2 separate regions of the Homo sapiens genome follow, and region 2 is linked to region 1. Evidence: chromatin loops called from intact Hi-C (ENCODE). Cell type or tissue: IMR-90. All regions are shown on one strand. Each heading gives the region's core, and the rest is flanking DNA. Links, peaks and the distances in the headings are about the cores only.

The links. Peaks named below come from ENCODE experiments on the same cell type or tissue, not always from the same donor. Only the 100,000 strongest peaks of a DNase experiment are listed, where the experiment ranks them.
Region 2: it touches region 1 in a loop (2.6-fold over the local background); 5 of 110 quality-filtered maps call a loop at or near these places.

The regions. Positions count from the first base shown.
Region 1 is chr9:120,617,908-120,622,422 of GRCh38, forward strand. The region is part of intron 3 of MEGF9 (multiple EGF like domains 9); the gene reads right to left. Among named protein-coding and RNA genes, the nearest start is that of CDK5RAP2, 40 kb to the left of the region's middle. In IMR-90, for the core only: a CTCF peak has its summit at 2,026 (motif pointing right); a DNase peak (open chromatin) is centred at 2,024.
Region 2 is chr9:120,828,260-120,832,774 of GRCh38, forward strand. PSMD5 (proteasome 26S subunit, non-ATPase 5) reads right to left here. Exons shown (of 10, transcript NM_005047.4): 3 at 3,573-3,686; 4 at 3,072-3,200; 5 at 840-949. Among named protein-coding and RNA genes, the nearest start is that of PSMD5, 12 kb to the right of the region's middle. In IMR-90, for the core only: no CTCF peak of the experiment used is centred there; a DNase peak (open chromatin) is centred at 2,112.

The DNA.
Region 1 (4,515 bases), core at 305-4,304:
ATGACTACTAGGCTTTGGGACTGAGTAACTTGGTGAAATGAATAGAGCAGGCTTAACTTATAAGTTGAAAAAAAAGTTGTTTTGGATGTGTTAGGTATATAATGCCAATTAAAACAAGTGGATATTTGACAGTTGGATATTTGAGTGTGGAGATCAACGGAGAAATGCAAATCTGATAATAAGCACATATATAGATGGCATTTAAATTAAATCCAGGGTTAAGGGGGAAAATGAGCTAAAACAAACAAACAAATACAAATTAAATCCAGGGGACTGAATGAGACCACTTAGGGAGAAAGTTTAAATGGCAAAGACAAACTTGACAAGCTCTGAGCCCTGAGGCACTCCAGTGCTTGGAGCTGAACTGAGGAAGATGTAGTAGAACAAATAAGAAGGAAAAGCTGGTTAGGTAGCACAAAAACTAGGAAAGCATGATACTCTGAAGTAAGTATCATTGGGGAGTAGAGGATTGGTCAACTCAGTCAAGCTGCTCAGGTCAAGTTACTCATCATGGGACACTATGAATACATAAAGGTACACTGGATTTTCAAAGGAAGTATATTATATGAACATGAAGTTCCAGTTTTAAAAATAATATCCCCCCACTTCCATTTTAAGGGAAACGTGCTTAATAAAGAAAATCTAGAAAAATACAGGAGTAGAAAGGGGTAAAAAATCATCCTAGGAAATCTCTCATTAAGATTTTTAGGCTGGGCTCCGTGGCTCAAGTCTGTAATCCCAGGACTTTGGGAGGCCGAGATGGGTGGATCACCTAATGTCAGGAGTTCAAGATCAGCCTGGCCACCATGGTGAAACCCCGTGTCTACTAAAAATACAAAAATTAGCTGGGCGTGTGATGGTGGGCGCCTGTAATCCCAGCTACTTGGGAGGCTGAAGCAGAAGAATCGCTTGAACCCGGGAGCCAGAGGTTGCAGTGAGCCGAGATCGTGCCATGTACTCCAGCCTGGTGACAGAGCAAGACTCGGTCTCAAAAAAAAAAAAAAGATTTTTAGTACTTCTCTTTGTAATCTTTCCTCATTTACAGGGGTTTGGCTTTTGTTTTTTAACTAGTCTAATTATATGGCATAAGTTATTTTATACCTTGCTTCTTTCACTTTCTCATATTGCTATATATCATTCTTTAAAACATTTTATCAGCCAGGCACAGTGGCTCACATCTGTAATCCCACCACTTTAGGAGGCCGAGGCAGGCGGATCACCTGAGGTCAGGAGTTCGAGACCAGCCTGCCCAACATGGCAAAACCCCGTCTCTACTAAAAATACAAAAAATTAGCCGGGCGTGGTGGTGGGCGCCTGTAATCCCAGCTACTTGGGAGGCTGAGGCAGGAGAATCGCTTGAACCCAGGAGGTGGAGGTTGCAGTGAGCCGAGATCGCGCCACCATACTCCAGCCTGGGCAACAAGGGTGAAACTCTGTTTCAGAAAAAACAAAACAAAACAAAACATTTTATCGAGAACATAGTAACAGTTACCATTTACTGATTACTTGTGATGGACCAGGCACTATATAAAGGCTGTACAAGTGTATTGCATTTAATCTTCACGACAACCCACTAGGCAGTTACTGCTATTATATCAAATTTATAGATGAAGAAACAGATTAAGCAACTTGCTCAAGGTAAGGTCAACATTTGGTTTTCTGTGTTTTTAATAATATACTGCCTAGATAACAGTATTTACTTAATACCCTATTGTGAGAAATTGGGTTGCCTAACTTTTTAAAATTGTAACTACCATTTTGGTGAGCATCTCTGAATATAACCTTCTTAAGAATTTAGAATTCTTTCCTTAGAATAGATTCCTGGAAATAGAACTACCAGATCAAAGAACAATTTTTAAGATTTCTAATACTTACTGTCAAATTGCTTTCCAAAATGTTTATCCAAATATATCTTACCACAAAAAAAGAGTACTTTGAAAATCTACTTCAATCTAAAACACAAGGTATAGCAAAACAGTAGAGGGGGTGAAAATAGGACTGTGAAAACACAGTAAGTGGCCACCAGAGGGCAACCTTATCACAGCACTGTTGAAAATAAAGTCACTTGACGAGAGTGGTTTTATATAAAGCTTGTAATTTTAAATACAGTATTTGCACTCCTTCACGTTGGATTCCACTTTTATTATAATTCCAAACAAAGAACCCATTTATTTCTCTCACTACTAGCTGCTTTTAGAAACCATAACCATGAAAAGAATTATTTTGCCTTAAATTATCTCCAGAGAAAGGACAGGTCAGCACTTACATGACAGTAAAGACAGTGGCCTCGTTGCCTTAAGAAAAATTAAAACTGAGAATCAGCAATGTAGACTGCTTTTCGGTACTGTAAAAGATCTAGGGAGTAATTTTAATCGACTCAGTATAATGAAGTATTCCTGTTGTTACTCAGTATTGAAAATAATCTTTCCTCTGTACGCCTTTCCATTCATTTGTTCATTTATTTGATAAAAATTTAGTGAGTAGTTACTATATGCTAAAGCTCCATGCTAGAGATTGTGTATACAATGGTGAAAAAAAAAAGTTCTTGCCCTCATGAGTGAGCCATATGTGACTCAGAATCACAAATAAATATACAATTACAAACTGTGAAAAGTGCTATGAAAAAATACAAGTATATGTGAGAGCATATAATAAGGAAATTACCATTAAGCCTAGAGCATCAGGAAATGCTTTCTAATGAAGTGGCCTTTAATTGACGACTCGAGGGAAGAATGTGATTTAATAAGGCAGAGGGGTCAAGGATGGAGGTAGAGGTGGATTAGAAAAACCATTCTTGGCAGAGGAAAGATCATATATGAGAACCCTGGGACCAGGGAACATGCCTTGTTTTAGAAATAAAAGCCAGTCTGACTGGATCACAGATGTAAAGAAAAAGAACGCCACAAGATAAAACTGGCAAATAGGCAGAGACAAGATCGCATAAAAGAAAAAAAAAACAATTTCTTCTAAATCAATTTGTTTTACTATAGAGTATTTGAATGAAGAATAAAACTTTCAACCGATTTTTCCAGGGTACTTTTGACTTCAAGTATTTTGCCACCCTGTTCTCATAAAAACACTTGTACTTGTCAGACTAGTGTGTCCTGATTTTTTTTGCTTGTTTGTTTGGGAAAAAAAATGTTTCCAAGGAAGGATACTTAATTCTTACATTTAGGAAAACTAAGATCAGAAGTTAATTGGCTTTAGTTTTTAATGGTTTGACTAAGTTTGCCTAAATGTGGTTTTCTTTGTTTTATATTGCTTAGGGTTTGCTGAACTTTCTGAATCTGTCGGTTGACACCTTTAATCCATTTGGAAAATTCATGGCCATTTTCTCTTCAGATATTACTGGGATCCAGTATCACTTTCCTCTCTTTTTAGATCTCCAATTACATTTATGCTAAACCTTTTGGCTGTGTCCCACATCTTCCCTGCTCTGTTCTTTCCATTATATTTTCTCGAAATGCTTCAGTTTGGATATTTTTAATTGTACTGTATTCAAGTCTTCTAACTTTGTCTTCACTGTGTACAATCTACTGTTAGATTAATGCAATGAGTTATTAATTCACATGTTGTATTTTTCAGTTCCAGTTTGTTCATTTGATATTTTAGAGATTCCAATTTCTATTGACATTTTGCCTCTCTTCACCTATTTTGTCTGATTTTCCCTTTATTGTATGAAAATACTAACTTTAGTCAAGTCTTTCTAAGTTGACTCTAACACCTAGATCACCTAAAGGTCTGCTTCCATTGCTCATTTTTTTTCTCTTTGGTATTGGTCACATTTTTCTGTCTTTGCATTGTCCAGTATTTTTTATTGTATGCCGGACACAGTATATAAAAGAACCAGAGAGGGCTCCCCTTTCATCTGTTAGGCAGATATAATGAGAGAATTACTTCAATCCAATCAGAAGGTGAGGCGGCTTGAGGGTGGACTGTAATTTTAGTATGAGTTAATCAACTTCTGGTTCCTTACTATTTCTTGGTCAGAGCCTAGCAAGCCTGTGTCTCCTTAGCCCTAAAAGACTGTGAGAGATTTGTATTGGCCTTTGGTAATTTGAGCTTAGGTCCCACTGCATGCACCCTCAGAGTCTGAAGACATCTTGAGGGGGAGATAATTGAATGTCATAGCAGGCCCTCTCTTTCTAAAGGGATTTTGTCTCCTCAGCACAAGACTGAAAGAGAAAGAGATTTTTTTCTACCTTTCTGGCCCAGCCTTCCATCTTTTGCATAGTCGGCTAATATCCTGTGGGAAAGCTGGCCTTGTGTTTGGGGATCCTCTTGTTTCCAACCATCATGCAAGCCTCAAATGACTGCCAAAAACATTTCTTGTATCTCTTTCCTAAAGAATTCCTTTGCTTGGGTCTAGCTCATTCTTTGCCTATGCTCAGAATCAGCAAATGTCCCCTGGAAAGACAATGGCTGGTGATCATCAGTTTACCTAGGAAGAGTTCCAACCTTTCTGGAATTTTAGTTCCTATAGTTCTCCTTGCCTCCATAGGTATATGACTTTTT
Region 2 (4,515 bases), core at 147-4,146, 210 kb after region 1:
AAAGTGCTGGGATTACAGGCTGTGAGCCACTGCACCTGGCACAATATCTTTTTTAGTTACTGTTCTGAGAGATGAGGAAACTGAGATGTAGAAAGCTTATAATTATCTGTCCAAGGCCAAACAGCTAATAAATAGTAGAGAGGCATGCAAGCCAAGTCTTCCTCATTTTGAAAAGCTCATATTCTTTTTTTTTTTTTTTTTTGAGACAGAGTCTTACTCTGTTGCCCAGGCTGGAGTACAGTGGTGCAACCTCCACCTCCCAGGTTCAAGCAATTCTCCTTCCTCAGCCTCCTGAGTAGCTGGGAATATAGGCACATGCCACCATACCCAGCTAATTTTTGTATTTTTAGTAGGGACAGGGTTTCACTATGTTGGCCAGGCTGGTCTTGAACTCCTGACCTCATGAATCGCCCACCTCAGCCTCCCAAAGTGCTGGGATTACAGGCGTGAGCCACCGCACCCGGCCTAGCCCATGTTTTTTCTATCATGCCATAGTGTTGCTATTTAACAATGCCAAAATAAATGAATATGATAAAATATTAGTAATTCAAAATGGCAGTTACCACATGATTGCAACTTTTTAAGAGCACACAGGCCTAGGGACATGGAACAGAGTCACTTGAAAGTAGCTGAATTGTCATGTGGGGCTTTCCCAAGTTCCAGTATGTTGTCACGATGTAACTTGAACAATTTTCTAAAGATCCCTCCTTCAGGACACACATCAGTCATGAGATTGCAACCTGGGCAAAGTCTCTAATAGAGAAAATCACAGATGTCCCAAGGTTGTTTCCCAGCCCTTCAAAAGAGGATATTTCACTTTAAGAACTCAGTCAACACACCTGACCAACACATCCTCACCAGTCAGCTCTCTCAGGAGCTGGGTTACCAATCCACTTGTGGTACAGTAGTTTAAAGATTCTGGTGACACGGAAGAAATCTCTATAATTAGCTGAAATAAAAAAAAAAACACAGAAAAAAGAAAAAGGTCAAATCAGCCCTACGCCTGATAGATCTCATTTTAAGTTAAATGTAGGACTAGGTACTTTTTATAAATGAGTTTTAAAAAATCCATTATTTGTCTCTTTAAGTAGAAAAACTTCAGTGAACGCATAAGAAATTACTTTGGCACAGATTATTATTATTATTATTTTTGAGACAGAGTCTCACTCTGTCACCTAGGCTGGAGTGCAGTGGCGTGATCTCAGCTCACTGCAACCTCTGCCTCTTGAGTTCAAGCGATTCTCGTGCCTCAGCCTCCCCAGTAGCTGGGATTACAGGCATGCACCACCACACCTGGCTAATTGTTTTGTATTTTTAGTAGCGATGGGGTTTTGCTATGTTGGCCAGGCTTGTCTTGAACTCCTGCCCTCAAGTGATCTGCCCGCCCTGGCCTCCTGAAGTGTTGAGATTACAGGCATGAGCCACCATGCCCTGCCACCTTGGCACAGAAATGTTCCATTATATCTAGGTGTATCAGCACTTTCCCGCCCAAGCAATCATCAATCAGGGTACAAAAGCCTGAATCAGCCACAACAAACAGATTATAAAACCATTCACTCATTCAGGCATCCTGTCAGTCAGTCAGTCAGTCATTCACTCACTCATTCAGCAAGTATGTTCTGAGGTCTTACTGAGAGATATAGGAAGACACTGAAGGGTTTTAAGCAGAGAAATGACACAATCAGATTTGGACTTTTAAAAGACCATTCTGACTGCATGAGAAGATAGACTAGGGATGATAAAAATGGATGAGTGGAGACCAGTTTGGATGCAAATATAGTAGCCCAGGTGAGTGACACCAGTAAGTTAGTCTAGGGTGGTAGAAGCTGTACTAATGAAGAGAAATGCAGGGGTTTAAATAAAATCAACAAAATATGATGACCGAATGGATATGTGGCAAGGAAAACAGGCCTCAGAATGAGCCAAGGTCTAATACCCAACTAAGCAGACTGTGAGACACAGCCAGTTTGTTGTCTTATTTTTTATTAGGGGGATAGGGTGGATAAGGAAGATCAGGAATTTGATTTCAGCATGAGTTTGAGTGGCCTAGAATATACCCAAGGGGCCAAGAGTGAGTAAGCAGTTGAGCATGAAGGTTCGAGCTCAGAAGAAAGGTCTCAGTTGGAAGTTTACATCTGAGAGGCATCATCACTGATGGGAAGTGAAATCATAAGTGAGTAAAACTGCCTAGGAATGAGTAGAGTACCGTGAAAGCAGGGCTTGGAACTCTGTTTTCATCAACTCCAACAATTAAAGATTCAACGGAGGATAATGAGCCAGGAGGCTGAGAAGAAACTGAGAGGTAGAAGGAAAAGCAGCATAGTATGGTATCATGACATGCAAAGTAAGAAAGTGTTCTGAAGATGGAATTAGACTATAGAGGATTCTATTTCAAACATGCACCCTATTAACTGTGTGGTCTTGGATCAATTGCTCCATCAATATGAGGTTAATGATAACAACATACAAAGTTTACTGTAAGAATTAAAGATAATATATGTGAGTATTTTAGCATAGTGCTTAGTACAAAGCTGGTACAAATAAGGGCCATTTCTTATTACTACTACAAATTTTTTCAAGTCTGGTTTCAATATCTTCTCTATCATAGTAATTATATTGCACTGTAAATATATATATATATATAAAAAGGGTCTTGCTCTGTTGGCCAGGCTGGAGTGCAGTAGTGCAACCACGGCTCACTGCTGCTTCAACTTTCTGGGCTCAGTTGATCCTCCCACTTCAACCTCCTGAGTAGCTGGGACGACATGCACATACCACCATGCACAGCTAATTTTTAAAATCGTTGTAGAGATGGGGTCTCACTATGTTGCCCAGGCTGGTCTGAAACTCCTGGCCTCAAGGGGTCCTCCTGCCCTTGCCTCCCATAGAGCTGGGCTGTAAGTATTTTTTATGACTGTCTCACATACTAGGCTGGGAATGCATCCTTATATTCCCAGCACCTACTGTAGGGCCAAACACAGATTATATACTTAATGAGCCATCTTGCTTTTCAGCATAAGCCAAACTGCATTCTGCTTTGTAAGCATGAGAAAGTGTGCTTTTTATCTTACCTCATACACCCTGTATCGAACAATGTCATTTGTTTTCATTACACTTTTCAAATCATCCAGCAGATTGCTTTCAAATAAAGCCTCCAGTCCAGCTTGGGTTAGTGATATTCTTGACAGGGATTTGATAGCCTTATAACGAAAGAAAATATCTCTTACATTCCCAAAATGCAGGTTATTATCTACTTCATAAGAGTGATGTAAAAATAGTGCATGGAATGCACCTTGCCCATGTTTTAGCTATTATTTATAATTGGAAAAGACGCAAGGTATCCCCCATAGAATTATGATGGATACTGTAGATATGTATATCCTAGAAAATGAAAGGGGTTTACTAGTATTTACTTGACAACCATTTATTTTACACAATCCATATGAAGTTGTAAATTCCATTACGCAAATCATCCATTCTAAACCTTCACCTCTCAATTCAGAAGGCCTTTCTTTATCTTTTGGGACACCGATGTCTCTGCACATTTAAGTCAATGATTCTAGTAGACTCACCGCTTTTGCTACAGATAGATTCTCTCCACCAATGCAATAAACAATTTGTTTTAGTAATTCAGCATTATTTAGAATCTCAGTAACAGCATCAGAATTTTCAACAATTCTTCCAATCTGAAAGAAAAACAATCAGAAACACTCTTCTAAAGTAGGGCAACATACGGTAAACACACGATGGTCCAATTTCCTTAGTGCACAGTTATTTTAGGAGTTAGTGATCACAGCTATATATCAATTCATTAAAAAATCAAAATGACCTAAATTCATTCAGTCAAACACACATATGGTATAGTCACATCTTTGAAAGGAAAGAAAAAAGAAAGTGGGTAAAGAGGTAAGATAGTTCAGTGAGTGAAAACAATACAAACCCAGCTCTATGTTTAGCTACACTGACCTTGCACAAATTTTAGCCCCATTTCTTATCCGTAAAATGGGAACACAATATTTAATTCCAGGATAGTTACGAAGATTAAATGAGACCGAACAGGCAAAGCACCTGCTACAGTGTCTGGCATATAAATGGCCAGTGAATAAACTGATATCTTCCCCCTTTCCCCCAACCTTTTTTTTTTTTTTTTTTTTTGAGATGGAGTCTCACTCTTTCGCCCAGGCTGGAGTGCAGTGGCGCGATCTCAGCTCACTACAACCTCTGCCTCCTGGGTTCAAACGATTCTCCCACCTCAGGCTCCTGAGTAGCTGGGATTACAGGCACCTGCCATCATGCCCAGCTAATTTCTGTATTTGTGTAGAGACAGGGTTTCACCATGTTGGCCAGGCTGGTCTTGAACTCCTGACCTCAGGTGATCCGCCTGCCTTGGCTTCCCAAAGTGCTGGGATTACAGGCGTGAGCCACTGTGCCCAGCGCCCTTTTTTGCTGAATAAACACAGAAAAGGAAAAACAGTAGTTCAGTATCTACTGAGTAACTGTTTAGCTCCTAACATT